Linked DNA regions of Mus musculus: region 2 is linked to region 1. A link is a loop called in an ENCODE intact Hi-C map of the cell type or tissue named here. Cell type or tissue: left cerebral cortex. All regions are shown on one strand.

Region 1 (8,000 bases):
TGCCCCCATCCTTATGCTCCTAAATATTTTTGAATGGCGAATATCTTATAGGGTGACTGAAAGAAAAAACTCAGTAGATGTATATTGTGTGTATTTTTGTTAAGCTACTAGGAATCTGCAATTCAAAACTCATTTGCTAAATCAAATTAGTAGGAAAGGCATAAAAGTGGGTGACTTAGGGATTAAGAAACATCCAGTGAAAGTTATTAGATGGTATTAATCAATATGAATACCAAATGATGCAAACCCAGTTTATTTTGGATATGAATGATTTCAAATGGGGCTAAGTTGAGATATGTAAACAAACATAGAACCCAGCGCTGAGCATACTACTCAGGCTCCAAAACTTATGTGAAAAGGCAAAGAATTTACCATGGTGAGTTACACTATCAGAAGGGCTCCAGTTACTGCCCCTTACAACACAGACGTTTTAGAAGTGATACCGATATAATTTCTGGTTAAATGACTTGTAGTTCTGAGCACACTGCTTAATTTTTAAAGGCTCCACATTTATTTTATACAAAGAAGCTTATAAATTACTAGATCTAATAGTTTATAACATCAACATTTTGCAGAGTTTATAGGGAGAGTGGTGATTATGAGAAATTACAACTCATCTCTAAACAATCTTTCACTCTCAGAGAAATTCATACATAAAATCACTGCAAAATAATGTCTCTGCATCTGGGCTCCATGCCTCACATTGAGGAGATTAAAATATTCTTGGAGGTATAAGTAGATATCCTTTTAGAAGAGCAGACAAATAAAAAAATGCTGGGCAGATTCACAACAGAATTTCCTAGTGCTTTTTTAAGCGGGAAGAAATCTTTAAAAACCTTCACATAGGCGTTATTTAAGAACTGAGTTATTAACATAAAATACAGAACATTTAGGGAATCAATTTTGGGGATATTCTTTCTGCATTTTCATTGAATTTTTGCCTCTTAAAGTAAAACTGTCTATAGACCCTAATACAGTAACAGGTTAATTTCTGTCAGCCATGTGTTGAAGCACAGCAATGCACACATTTTACATTTCCTGCCATTTGTCCTCTCTTATGGTGGCAAGAAAAATGTGCTTCTGATAAATTTCTGAGACTGAGGTAATCTGAATTCAATTTGGTCACTTGTAAAACTCGAGTCTTATGTTTACCAGCTCTCTCACCTGTAAGAACCATAAAAGATACAAGTTCTGATACCCTTTAAATACATCTGGAACTGGGCTTGGCTGATTCCCGTACTATGAGGTAAGCAATCCCTGCATGATTGACTATATTGCTCTGAAAACAGTCTCCAAATGACAATGTACCAAGTTAGGTAACTTGGACTTGAAAGCTGAGGCCAGGATTCAAGATAGATAGAATTCATTTCAGAGAAGAGCATCCTCAAGTGATGCCTGCAGGGACCCAGATGGCCAATGCTCTGTGCCACCCAAGGCTCTTTAGGCAAAGCACATACTCAAATGGAATAGTGCCAAGGTACCACAGCCTGCAGTATCTCCTGTACTTGAGCATATTGTAAGCAGATGAGGTGCTTAGGGCATCAGGCATAATCCATTTAGTGGTGAAGACCTGGGGGTTATTGCCCAAAGAGCCCAGACCAAAATGACTGTAAGTTGGCAAGAGAAATCTAATGGACTACATGTTACCTGTCTAGAGAAAGAGTTGGAGGTGAGGAGAGGAACCACCCATATGAGTCACAAAAATGGAAAGATTGCAAAGAGCCATCCATGATCAGTTTGCTTCTGTCATCGCCAAGGAAGTAATTTCATGCCCGCCCCTCTTGAAAGGAAACCATGTTACCATGGTGAAGAAGATGGATACAAGCCATCCATGCTTCCCAGGGGTGATTCCTCTGAGATGGCAGGATTCTTTTGTTTTAGTTTCACATGTGTGAAAACACAAATAAGGAAACACTTTTACTTCTAGAACTGGTCTCAGCCATAGAATGTCCACCCTTAAACTGGCAGTTCCTACATTCTAAATGTTCACAGATATCATTTTCGATTTTGAATAAATAGCCAGTTTGAGAAAGGACTAAAAATGTCATGCTAAGGAGGCCATAAAATTTCATAGCAGTGAGCATGCAGTCACCTAGCCCATATTAGCCTAACAGTAATGGCCTTTTCCTGATTATTGGCTTCTCAGCTGGAATGAGTGACTTATGTGATCAATAACCAGTAGCTTTATATTCACTCATGCCAATCATGGATTCACATAACAGTAACAACTGTCTTGTGACCTGTTCAATTTCCTTTTACCCTGTGAAACCCAGGCCTGTGGTTGCCCCTTTGGGGCCAAAGGGCAGAAAGGATCTCCAGGTTTGCTCTCTGTAACCACTACCATTTTGGCTTGTATAAACTCCTTATTCTTTTGTTTTATTCTTTTGAGAAAAGGTTTTATTATAATCCCAGCTGGTCTGGAACTCACTATGTATACTAAGCTGGTCTAGAACTTTCAAGGATCCCCTTGACTTTGCCTCACAGGCATGGGTACAGGCATGTTCTACCATACCTTAAATGAGCTCTTTATTCTCATACTGAGAATGCTTCTGTTTACTTTGTGGTTTACAGGTTGGGCATCCATCACTATCTACTAGAATCAGATACATTCTTAAGCCTCACTTTGGCCCTCTTAATTCTTGATTTCTGGAGTACCTAACTCTGCTGAACTTTGGTGTTGAAGGTGAGACCTGGTCTACTGCAACATTGCCAAGGCAACAGTCTCTCAAAGCCATCACTTTCTGTAGAGCTCCTTTTACCCAGCCACAGCTGAGCCTGGTGGAAAGTTATAAGAACAAAGAAATATAAATGCAAAAATAATGTTTGTAAGCAGCAGTAACCTAGAAATACACAACCACAGACACCTGCCCTTATAAACCATGTTGATTTTTCCATGTTGATTTTCCCATGTTCTATGACTCAAATATGTAGAATCTTCAGAAATACAATCTAACAGTGAAGTTCTCGAGGGTAACCAAGAGCAGTGATTAAAGGTATTAAAGGTTAAAAGTATATAATATTGATTAAAGGTATTGAAGGTTAGAAGTATATAATATTGGGGGCGGGCTATGGGACTTCCCTGGCCTACAAATCCAACAGAAGTCACCTATTCCTGGTATTGGGCTTTGGAAAAGGAAGGCTTAAGTGGGGGGTGGGGTAATGGGAGGGCAGAACAGAGGACACAATAGGGAAAGGGATAACTAATACTAAATATCTGAAATGTCTGAAAATGTCATATGAATAATTACTTCAGCAGAAGCCCCCCATTAAATACATATATACACATATATGTACATATTAAATGGAGTTACCCTTAACAGGGCACCAATGGCCCTACTGGGCACTCTAGGCTAGCAAATAAAAAGCCTGTTTTGGCTTATTTTAAAACCATTTGATATAGAAATTTCTCAGTGATGCCACAAGTACAGCATCACATTTTAACCTTTAAAAACGAATAGAAAAACTTTCTAATCGTAGCGGACATCTAAATGGTGGTCATCCTGCGTTCAAAGAACTTATGTCATTATGTTGAATATTCATTTCGTCGTTCAGTAAATACCTGCTGCAGATGATTAGTGTAAGGCAATAAAATAGTCAGAATCCCTGGCCTCCCGTAGTGGAAGAGACACAACTGTGTGTTCTGTTGAGTAGGAAAACACACAGCATGGCAGCGACGAGTATGCAAAAGGAGAAATGAATCTGGGAGAGAGCTACTCCGTGCTGTCTGTGAGGCTGGCGGCAAGCCAGGCTGCCATGGAGATATGACACAGGGCTGGCCTTAGGGCTTTTCTCACAAGGTGAGTCTTACATAAAGATCTGAAGGAACTCGGGTAGCAATGTGTGTGGAGTCTTGGCAACACAATATCCGGATGAAGCCACAGAAAAAGGAAAGGCATATTTAAGAAGGAGGAGGAGGCCAGAGTGGTTGGAACTTGTAGTGGTTTTTCAAACTGAGTTCCTTTGGCCCTAGGATTCTCAAGCGACTTTTGTAGTGCTTCCACTAAAGACCACTGGAGAATATTCTCTATACAGCTACTACCAATGCCAGCATTTGTTAGAGGTCAGGCGCTGGGCCAAGTTGAATTTTCTACCTTATTTTAACCTTTATAATAACTTTTAAAGACAAGTTGCTATTAGTAAAACACACTCTTGTGACAATCATTTCACAGAAACAAAAGCTTGGCAAGAGAAAGTCATTTTCCCAGGGCCATACCATGAGCCATGAAGCCAGGATTTAAATTTAGATAATATGAATATGACTCAGTACTCTATATTCCAGGAAGCAAGTGGAGATGCATGGTTTTGTGGAAGAAAGAGGAGGGAAGAACAGTATTTTAAAGTTTTATTTCATTCTATCCTCTGCACAACAACCCAATATTAGTAAATATGCTTATTGGTCATCAGAAAATCACCTTTGACAAATGTCATTAAACTAGATGTACAAAGTCCTAATGGCTAGGCACTTGTTCTGAATGAGGAGCTCTGTAACAGAGAGCTCCTCCACACCAAACCACTCATTTAGATACTGATCAGAAATAAAAGTGTTTTAAACAGACCACTGAGACAGGACTCTTGATCCAAGGGAGGCAGATAAATGAGAGTCCATCATTAGAGAACAGGCAAGAGAAATAAAGTCAGAAAATAATAAGTCTCTGAAATAGAGACGGGGAACTAATGTCAAGGTTCTTTGAAGGCATCTGAGGGAGCAAGCCAACAGAAGTGGACTGAGTAAAGAGACAGACAGAAGCTGAAAATGATGGAAAAGTCTGGAGAGTCTGTGAGCTGGAGACTGAGAACACTGCACATAGCCGAATGACCAACATCTCTCCTTTCAATAGTTTGCATTTTAAACCACATGCAAACTAGTAAAAATGCTCAGCAGGTCATTGTCTCTGTCAAGCTGCCATAACAAATTGCCACTGACTGGGTAATTTAAACAGAGGTCTATCGGTCTGCCGGCGTGCCTTTCTTTTTCTTTCTTTTTTTTTTTTCTTTTCTTTTTTTCTTTTTTAATATTTTTTATTAGGTATTTTCCTCATTTACATTTCCAATGCTATCCCAAAAGTCCCCCATACCCTCCCCCCCCCACTCCCCCCTACCCATCCACTCCCACTTTTTGGCTTTGGCATTCTCCTGTACTGAGGCATATAAAGTTTGCATGACCAATGGGCCTCTCTTTCCACTGATGGCCGACTAGGCCATCTTTTGATACATATGCAACTAGAGACTAAACGCAACACTCCCACCCCACCCAGTCTTTCTTTTTCTTTTCCTGTCTCTTTTTCTTTCTCTTTTAGTTTTATAAGTTCAAAGTCCATGGCCCAAGTGACATTAAATTTTATTTCTCCTAAGATTTCTCCCCTTGGCTTATCAATGGTTTGACATGCTAATGTGATGCTCACATGGCTCTTCCTGGGGGCATACACAGGAGCTCTTTAGTTATGCTTGGGCCAATCCTTATGATGTCAGTTAACCTGAATTATTTTCCTGCAGATAGAGGCACATTTTGGTTTAGGACTTCATCATATCACCTGGAGGAAGCTACAAGCAGTACATAATAGCAACTGAAAAATTGTGTGGGAATATGAGAGTTCAGACTGGACCATGATGGTATCAATATGCCAACAGAAACTGAACCAATGTGGTGATGGGATTACTGAAGGTCACCATGGTAAGAGTAGGTCTGAATGTTTCTACAATGCCAGGTAATACCAATATTGAAGAGATATGGGAGGCAGTATCAGGAGCAAAAGAATTACTTAAACATGAAAAGAAAGAAAGAAAGAAAGAAAGAAAGAAAGAAAGAAAGAAAGAAAGAAAGAAAGAAAGAAGAGAAAGAAGAGAAAGAGAGAGAAAGAAAGAGAGAAAGAGAGAGAGAGAAAGAAAGAGAAAGAGAGAGAAAGAAAGAAAGAAAGAAAGAAAGAAAGAAAGAAAGAAAGAAAGACAGACAGAAAGACAGAAAGACAGAAAGACAGAAAGACAGGAAGGGAAGTTGGAGAAAGGAGGAGGAGGAGGAGGAGGAAGGAGGAGGAGGAGGAGATTAACTCGGAGAGAAGAAAATTCTCAGAAAATTGAGATACTAAGACATTGTTAGAGTTTAAATGATATTAAACCTCTTCCACTGAGGTTTATTTTGTGAAATAGTATCAAATGTCATTAGATAGGTCCTTAGCAACCTAAGTTTCTTGCAGTCTAATATAGGCTATGTTATGTTATGGTTTCTTTCTTCTTCTTACTCCTCTTTCTCCTCTTCCTCCTCATTCCCCTTACTTCTTCTCCAGGAGATGGTTTGATTGTGTTTTTGAGACATCTCTCTCTCTCTCTCTCTGGCCCAGGATGAACTAAAGCTCATAACTCTTGTACAGTCATTTCTTTTAATTGCAATAAGCCTTCCAGAAGGGAGGAGAAGACACATGAGGTAAACAAAAGGTCGCATGTCTGGAAGAACCCAGACCTCTCTGTATGACCCCTCCCCTGCTTTATGTATAAAAAGGGAATAAATAGTTGTTCTGGTTATCAGAGCTGAGGAGACATTATTGATTTCTCGGACTCTATGTGCAAGTTGTACAGAGAGATCTGCAGCCAGCCATCTCTCATGGAGGGGTGGGCTTTTCAGTGATGTTGGTACTTTAAGTAACCACTAACCCATTCTGTCATTAGTAACTACAGGGAAAAACAAGTTATTATTTTGGTTTCCTTTCTGGGGTGAGCTGGTTGTCTGTGTGTGTGTGAGTGTGTGTGTGTGTGTGTGTGTGTGTGTGTGCATGTGTGTTCTCTCTGTCTCCTCAAAAAGTCTTTACCTCCAGGTAAACATTTGTATAGCTCAGGCTAATTTTGAAATCATAGCTAAGTAGCTATGATTTATCATTACAAATGTTGATATTATAGGTATTAACTATCATAACTACTTAGATAAGATTTCCTTATTGAGATTTTCTCATCTCAGGCAGTTCTAAAATCCTCAAATTATTGTAACTGTACCTTGCAAGCCAGATGTAAAGTTCTGATAGAAAAATGTCGAAACCACGTCTTTTATGTAGTTGTCACATTTGCCCCTCAATGGCTAGTTGTTTCATCATCTCCCTGTGAAGGAATGCTCTCCATATTCTGTATTCCATTCTCGATTTTATATAGGATGCTAGATGAAGCACGTACAATATGAGTGCCAACTACACTGGCTCTTGCTTTGCTTTGGGTAAGAATGAGTTCCATTAGGACTGAAGTCTGATCTACCGTAGATGCTTTTTGGGATTGTGGCTATTTAAAGTGGACATATCCTGATAAATGGCTGATCATGGGCCTTGGTGATGTTTAACCCAACTCCTCTGACAATTTTGGAATCCTCCTGTCCCAGGCATACACATACGCAGCTCTCCAGATGCAAATGTTTACTTGAGAGACACATGTGTGGAATTCTAGAGTAAATAGAGAGAGTGAGAACTGTCTGTAGTTGAAAGGTCTGTGGGTTAGAATTCACATGTTATATTCCTAAATGTGTCTGGAACTTCCCGAGGGATTTCAGGAAAATCACTTAACTTCCCCAACTCAGCTGAGGAATAGAAATCATATTATTTATCTGCTTTAGATTGTGCAATCATGCTTTCCTTTTTACAGTCTTAGATACTACACAACTCAACGAATCCCCAGGATATTAGAAGGATATTAACATATGCCAAGCAAACTGCAGCCTGAGATGTATCAAGTTTCCAAAGGTCTGTGTTTTTCCTGAGGAAATTTGAGACCAGGGATGATATCTGTCCTGTGGCCACATGAACAGGCGCCTCTCCATTCCCACGTTACAGGGCAGAATTCCACTGCTCCCTCACTTTCTATTCTAGTCAAATATTGGGTCTCCCTATCTTCTTCCCCACCGCCCCCATTTAATAGGAAACACATTCTCTTTCCGTAGGACACAAATAGAAGAAAAAGGGGGGGGGGAGGAGAAAGAGAGATTTAAGTAGAACTGCAGAATCTGTACCTACATACAACTTGCTAAATAT
Region 2 (8,000 bases), 77 kb before region 1:
CTGGAAACTGTCTTATGCGTGGATGTACTTTGCTGAAGCAGACATGTGGGAAGAGATGCTGAGAACAGATGGGTAGTGCTTTTCTGAAGGCAGCCTGGAAAAAGGGCATGTGATGTTTTCCTAGAGCAGATGCTTGAGAGAACACGTACTATTTGGAAAGGGTATGAAGATAACCCAGCAGACGGTGGATCATGCTGTGTGGTACTGGTTCACCTTGCCGTCCTTTACAAGTCATCCTTGGGCTTTGCTGATCCTAGTCTTCACTGATGATGCTCTGTGGTATTGGTTTACCTTGCCACTCTTTGCTGGTCATCACTTTTCATGACTTCGTAGAAAGAAATGCCACTAAAGAGCGTCTGGTGGTATTCCAGCAGCTTCTTGCTGCTTTGGGATGATTGGCAGAACCTCACAGTTTCTTCTGAATCAATCTGTCATTGCTGACTCCTGTATGGGGTTTGTAAATGGATTGAGCTGCTGCTGCTGATTACTGTGAACTTAACTGCTGGTATCTTGACAATGCAGATTGGATTCACCCCAAAGAACTATGTCTAAACAGGTCCACATCCTCCTTTGCCCTATCAACACGTCCACTACCTCTCTGGTGTGTGGTGGACTAGAAAGGAGGTTAAAGCATTTAAAGACCCTTATTAAAACTAGGTTTTGAAAAATATAAGCCTGCACCTAAGGCTCAGGAAACATCATGGAAAAGGGAATTGAAAGATTGTAAAAGCCAATGGCTGTATCTCCTAGAAATGACGGGAAAGGTACATCTACGATAGCTCAACAATCTGGCTGCCTAAAGAAGACATAAGCAGTGAAGACCAGTAGATGTGCTAATGTAGAAGTGGGGGTTCTCATGGCCTTATGCTTAGGCAAAGAACTATAGGCAACTAGAAATATGGAGAGGGAGAGAGGGAGAGAGGGAGAATCAGTCTTTCACGTGAAGGAGTCCAATAGCTTGTTATTCAATATTAAGTGATCAGGCCTGAGATCCTGCACATACAAGAAGGAATACTAAATGGACTTAGCAGGCTGCTCAGTATCTATCTATCTATCTATCTATCTATCTATCTATCTATCTATCTACTTATATAACTATAATAAAGAAAACGAGTCTCTCTCCACCAACCAAGCAAGATACCCAAAGGCCAAGGTGAAGAAGGTGACCTCCCTCTGCCCCCTGCCTTTGTCAAGAAACAGGAGGCCAAAAAGGTGGTCAATCCTTTGTTTGAGAAAAGGCCCAAGAACATCCAGCCCAAAAGAGATCTAACATGCTTCGTCAAATGGCCCTGCTGCATCAGGCTACAGTGGCAATGAGCCATCCTCTATAAGCAGTTCAAAGTACCTCCTGCCATTAACCAGTTCACCCAGGCCCTGGACAGCTACTCAGCTGCTTAAGCTTGCCCAAAAGTACAGGCTAGAGACAAAGGAAGAGAAGAAGCAAAGGCTACTGGCCGGTGCTGAGAAGAAAGCTGCTGAAAAAGGGGACTTCCCAACTAAGAGACTACCTGTCCTCTCAGCAGGAGTCAATACAGTCACCACCTTGGTGGAGAACAAGAAGGCTCAGCTGGTGGTGATTGCCCATGATGTAGACACTATTGAGTTGGTGGGATTCCTGCCTGCCCTGTGTCAAAAGATGGGGGTGATCTACTGCATCATCAGGGAAAGGCCAGGCTGGGGCGCCTGGTCCACAGGAAGACATGCACCACTGTTGCCTTCACACAGGTAAACTCGGAAGACAAGGATGCTCTGGCTAAGCTGGTGGAAGCTACTAGGACCAATTACAATGACAGATATGACAAGATCCGTCGCCACTGGGGGTGGGGGCAACGTCCTGGACCCTAAGTCTGTGGCTCACATTGCCAAGCTGGAAAAGACAAAAGCTAAAGAACTCGCCACTAAACTGGGTTAAATGTATACTAAGTCTTCTGTACATAAATATAATTAGAAAATTAGAAAAAAAAAAAAGAAAGAAAAGTAGACCATGAATTTGAGAGGGAGAAGTATATGGGGGGGGGGGATAAAAAAGAAATTTCGTTGAAACAAAAATTTAGAAAATAAAACCAAATAAATAAAATTCAAGAATTCTATTTTTTAAAGGTACAACTATTTTGTAAATTAAAAGTTATGACTGAGTCATTAAGCTGGAGATAAGAAAAAGAAATCTAAGTCACAGTAAGGCAACTCAACCAGGGTTCACTATTCAAGTCTTGAACAAAGGAGACAAGAAAAGTGGAATAGTCTTAGTTAAGCTTTCTATGAGGTCTACTGTCTGTTTAGCCACAGATGGTTGGGAAACCTGTTGTCTGAAGCAGTCTCTGTGATTCTATTTTTAAAGCAGTAGACTATTTCCTGCGCCCTCTTAGTCCTCCTTACGAATACACATTACCAAGTGTGGCATTTCATCATATTTCCCAAGAGTCTTAGAATTAAACACTGGTGATTTAAAATGTCTCTTACTCATGCATTTCTCATTGTGTCATAGATATGACTAATCACACCTGGCACGTGAAGCTCTGAAACATTAAGGAGCCCTCACCACCTCTGCAAGCTCTTTTTAAAAATACCTTTTGGACCACACACAGATTTTTTTTTTGATCTTTCACCTTAAAAGTTATTATTTCTCTCCTTTCAATGAACCTGGTGCTTTAAATCTTCTCCTGCCAGATGATGGAGTGTCCTTATTAATCCTATATATAAGGCATTTATTTCAAATTATACAATTCATATTTTGGCATGCCACTTATTATTAATGTCTCCTTACAATTTTAGCTATTTCAAGACAATGAAATTTCAAATATACTAAAAGTCCCTCCAGCATTTGAAAATGCAGCTTCTCTTCTATGATGAAGACACAGATAAGAGGTTTTTTAAAAAAAATGATAATATATTTTTATTAGATATTTTTTCATTTACATTTCAAATTCTATCCCCTTTCCTAGTTTCCTCTCTGAAAATCCCCTATTGCCTCCCCCCTCCCCCTGCTCCCCCAACCCACCCACTTCTGCTTCCTGGCCCTGGCATTCCCCTATACTGGGGCATAGAATCTTTGCAAGACCAAGGGCCTCTCCTCTCATTGATGGCCGAGTAGGCCATTCTCAGCTACATATGCAGCTAGAGTCATGAGTCCCACCATGTGTTTTCTTTGATTGGTGGTTTAGTCTCAGGGAGCTCTGGGGGTACTGGTTAGATCATATTGTTGTTCCTCCTATAGGGCTGCAGACCCCTTCAGCTCCTTGGGTACTTTCTCTAGCTCTTTAATTGGGAGACCCTGTGTTCCATCCAATAGATGACTGTGACCATCCACTTCTGAATTTGCCAGGCACTGGCATAGCCTCAGAGGAGACAGATATATCAGGGTCTTGTCAGCAAAACCTTGTTGGCATCTGCAATAGTGTTTGGGTTTGGTGGTTGTTTATGGGATGGATCCCCAGGTGGGGCAGTCTCTGGATGGTTCTTCCTTCAGTCTCAGCTATGAACTTTGACTCTGTAACTCCTTCCCTGGATATTGTGTTCTGCCTTCTAAGAAGGATCAAGGTATCCATGCTTTAGTCTTCCATCTTCTTGAGTTTCATGTTTCATAGCTACACGTACACAGTGATATGTCTCTAGTTCCGCTCAGACACAATTCTGTGTTTCCCTTACCCATTCTTTGAACAGAAAATTTTGAAGGTATTGTATCCAGATATTGCCTTGAGTCTTAGAATGCCATAAAAGTCAAAGACGGGGAATGCCAGTCCAGTGCACACCCGGCTCTATCCATTTACGGTTTCTAATCACACTAAAACTGTATCTCTTCAGCTGAAGAAATGCAAAGTCCTGTCACTGGGCTCTGCTTGTTACAAACCTGAGATAGTGAATGCCAGAACAAACTTCCTAGGACTTGCTTTTTCTTACCAAGCTGTCTTAGAGTCAAGAATATCCCAACTTTCCATTCAGGCAACATCGTCAATTAGGCTTAGACTCTTGAGTTTTCAAAGAAAAACAAAACAAAATAAAATAAAACTTCTTCATTTTGCTCATATTCCTTTTCAGTGCTCCGCTAATTCACCTTCACATCAACTGCACTATCCTGGTACAGGCTGCAGAGACAACTTCACATCAACTGCACTATCCTGGTACAGGCTGCAGACAGTTGGGAAGGGCTGGGCTCTCATTTTTTTTGTGTGTGGGATTTCATATTCCTTTTTAATTTTTCCAATGGACCAGCAGCAGCAGAAGCAGCAGCAGCTATGTATGCACTTTGAGATCTCTTTGAATGCCTGAAAGAATAAGGCCATTGTTTTAAGGTGTGCAGCCCAGAATGAGTCTGGTCCACAGAAGCAGCATAAATGGGATTCTGTGGTCTTGCACACCTGGGGACCAGGTGGAGATGGATCAAAACAGCCAGGAGAGGAGAGAGTGTGGGATGGACCATTTGTCATATTACCTAGACCCCTTTGAAAGTCACTCCCCCTCCTTCGCCTCTTTATGGGTATTTTTCCATTTCTAGCAACGCTGAAGCACAGCTAACCACAGCCTAACACCCACACTGGGCCTTTTGTCTTCAGAGAATTTAAATTTGGGCACAGTGTATTTGTGAAAGACAAATGCCTCAACGTGTATGTGGGACAGAAAATCTGTCCTTTAAGACATCAGGTGATAGGTGATGGACCCTAGTCCTGTTTTTAGGATTTGTGCCTGAGACAGGCCGATCCAGGAAAATCTGAATGCTGCCCTGACTACATGCCAACCCAGAGAAAACAAGTAAATGAACGACTAGGCTGAATTATCTGAGGCTGGTGTAAGACTCAGGAAAACTAGAAAAGGGTTCTAAGTTCTTCTCCTAGCAGAGAGCATTTTTGGGGGCTCTCATGAATGTCATGGGATTGTATTTTGATCTGACTAAATCACCCCTGTGATACATTAGCTCAGCTCACTCATACTGAGCAGGAACAGGGATTTGGTTGTCCAGAAAAACTCAGAGGCAGAGTCTGAGTTTAGGAGTTTGCATGCTTAAAGTGTCTTGTTCATGAAAACAACTGCCAGTATTCTCTGGGTAGTCAGTTAAATGAAGCCAGAAAATGAAGATAAGCAAGGCACAACTGTCTGAGATCATCATTGTTTGTAATGTGCCCTTACTGGGTTTTCTGTTTGTTTGTTTTTGTTTATTTGGTTTTTTTAAAAAAAAATTTTATTAGATATTTTCTTCATTTACATTTCAAATGCTATCCCAAAAGTCCTCTATACCCTCCCCTCACCCTGCTCTCCTACCCACTCATTCCCACTTCTTGGCCTCGGCATTCCCCTATACTGGGGCATATAAAATTTGCAAGACCAAGGGGCCTCTCTTCCCAATAATGGCTACATATGCAGCTAGAGACATGAGCTCTGGGGTTACGTCATATTGTTGTTTCACCTATAGGGTTGCAGACCCCTTCAGCTCCTTGGATGCTTTCTCTTGGGGGCCCTGTGTTCCATCCTATAGATGACTGTGATCATCCACTTCTGTATTTGCCAGGCACTGGCATAACTTCATACGAGACAGCTATATCAGGGTCCTTTCAGCAAAATCTTGCTGGCATATGCAGTAGTGTCTGCGTTTGGTGGCTCATTATGGGATGCAACCCGGGTGGGGCAGTTTCTGAATGGTCCATCCTTTAGTCTTAGCTCCAAACTTTTATGTTTGACCATGAAGTTAAGAATGATAGCTTCAAAGTAAGTCTCATTTACTGGAGACAAGTATGCTGTCAGTGAGGTAAAATGGGATGCCTCCAGAGAAAGACTTTAAGTTCCGGCCACATCATCACACATCAGTAAATGAATGACTTTGGGGGAAAGTCCTTAAAATTGGTTCTCTAACTTCAAAAACTAGGTGCAATAGTAGTACTTCTCTCCCTACGTCATTATGATGATGGAATTAGATAATGCATATTCACTTAGAGTGACTGGCAACACATGCTCAATAAATGGTAGCTATTATTTTTATATAGCTAGTATATTTTATATTGCTACAATAATGTACATTTTATAGTATTTAAATTTAAAGTAGCCTTATATATTTATACAAGTGTGTTTCCAGGAAAAAAAAGTAGAGTTCTAGGTTCTTGACTTGGTTTTCCATTTGGAACTTTAGGACTATGTCATGCTTTGAAGCATCCAACATTGATTGTGGCTAATTCCCTTGTGGGACAACATTAGCTGTAGAAGTATTGGTACCCCTTCCCTGTCTTTTCAAGGTCATGTGACTTAACATACAATCCATGCAGTGTGCTGCTCATGTACTTTAGTTTGGTTTCTTCACCTAAATGTCACAAGACATTCCCATTTTATGGATGATGACAGTGAAATTTAGAGAGATTGAGCAAGATGCCTGACACTGTTATGTTCCCAAGCTATGTGATGGAAGTGGCATTCACTTAATGCAGGGTGAAGGCCCAAGCCAGTTTGACTTCCAGTCTATTCATCAAGGGACCTGTTTAATAAGGTCTGTGACAATGGTCTCCGTTGTAATCGTCCAAGTAAAACTCAGGACCGTTATAAAGAGAAAATACTAAATCAGCTCTCTGTTAATAACAATGGTTATTTTCACTCCTAAAAGATTAATAAGTGTGAGAAGCTAAATTTAAACCTACAATTGGCTAGAGATTAAACTAATACAGCTCTGTTTTGGAAGGAAGCTCTTAAAAGGCCAGAACTCAACTTTTCAAGTTAACAGGATTCAAGCTTTCAATGCTTTCCTTTCTCCTTCCTTTAACCAAATTCAACTTTGTATTTTTCATCTTGCTGTTGGAGTCCTTCCAGGTCACCTCTGTTAAGAAACACAAGGCCCTTGGCACTGAGCTCTTGGGAATGTGCCACATCTGCCTCTGAATGCCTGCCTGCTTACCTTTGATGCTGCAGTCAACACCCAACTTAAAACAAAGCAGGGCTTGAAACAGAAAGCTACTCAGAGCACAATGGGTCCAGCTTACCCACCGGCAGCCTCAGCGATAAATATCATGTGCAGGAAGACCTGAAACCCCCAAAGCAGTTCAACATTTCAAGACAGTGCTAACCAATTTTTGTTCCGGGGACGAGAAAGAACAGTGCTACATCAGAGAGGAAGAGAGGGATAAAGGATGATGACAGCTATGCTGATTCATTGTTTTTTTAAATAATTCTGAAGCATTCTAACTATTTTGGTGTCATGTAGATACTCTGCAGAGCTGAAGAGATTTTGTTCCAATGTGTGTATGGACTTTTATTTATAATAAGGTTTTCATTTTGACATGATACTCCAATTTAAAATGTGGAATTCTTCTTTGCCTTAGTTCTTTAGAATTGAGTATGTAATTCATCATCTTGGTGGTCCCAGGGAAGTATGCTGGAATTCTCAACCCACTTTTAATAGTTACATATCTCCCCATACGGTAACAATATTACCACAATCAAATCCCCGCTACCAGAGACATCAAATAGTTCAATGTGCCCCACACCCAGGAAAATTTTCTTGTCTCAGAGAGGTACATTTCCATCTCTAGATTATCAGAAGAGAATTAATGTGATCCAACCCAAAGTAACGTACAACCCATTGATCCAAAGGGGAAAGAGGAGTGTATGCTCATAAAGACAGGAAGAGGTAGATAAACTCAGGCCCAGTTCCCTTTAAAGATGACCCCTGCTCAAAGCTTGCAGCTCCAGCAGATCTGTTTGTCTGCTTTAGAACAATAGCTTCCTTATTGTAAGAGCCAGAGAGAGTTCTGGGACAAGGAAGTGTTTGCTGCTGAAAAACAAACGGGAAATGGAAACTAGGAATGCACTGTGACCTTCAGGTTCCACAGGGTCAACTCCAAGCTAGGGCTGCTGTTTGCTTTCATGAGCCTTTCAAGTATCTATTAGGAAGAGTCCTTGGTGCATTGTTTCCTTATGAATCAACTGAGGACTTAAAGAAAACAAACAAACAAAAACCCAACAACAAAAGCCCCAAAGAATTCTAGCCCTTTCTGCACTCCTGTTTTCTTACACAAGAAGGGGAGAAT

What was found. A loop is a pair of places that touch in the nucleus more often than their neighbours do. Peaks named below come from ENCODE experiments on the same cell type or tissue, not always from the same donor. Only the 100,000 strongest peaks of a DNase experiment are listed, where the experiment ranks them.
Region 2: a loop joins it to region 1, with 2.7 times the contacts of the local background. A loop is called at or near these places in 2 of 42 quality-filtered maps.

Annotation. Positions count from the first base shown.
Region 1 is chr4:85,838,055-85,846,054 of GRCm38, reverse strand. It overlaps a transcript of Adamtsl1 not described here. Among named protein-coding and RNA genes, the nearest start is that of Adamtsl1, 210 kb to the left of the region's middle. In left cerebral cortex, no CTCF peak of the experiment used is centred here; DNase peaks (open chromatin) are centred at 3,797 and 4,150.
Region 2 is chr4:85,915,063-85,923,062 of GRCm38, reverse strand. It overlaps a transcript of Adamtsl1 not described here and the pseudogene Gm8949. Among named protein-coding and RNA genes, the nearest start is that of Adamtsl1, 130 kb to the left of the region's middle. In left cerebral cortex, no CTCF peak of the experiment used is centred here; DNase peaks (open chromatin) are centred at 72, 2,364 and 4,463; H3K27ac peaks cover 2,519 bases.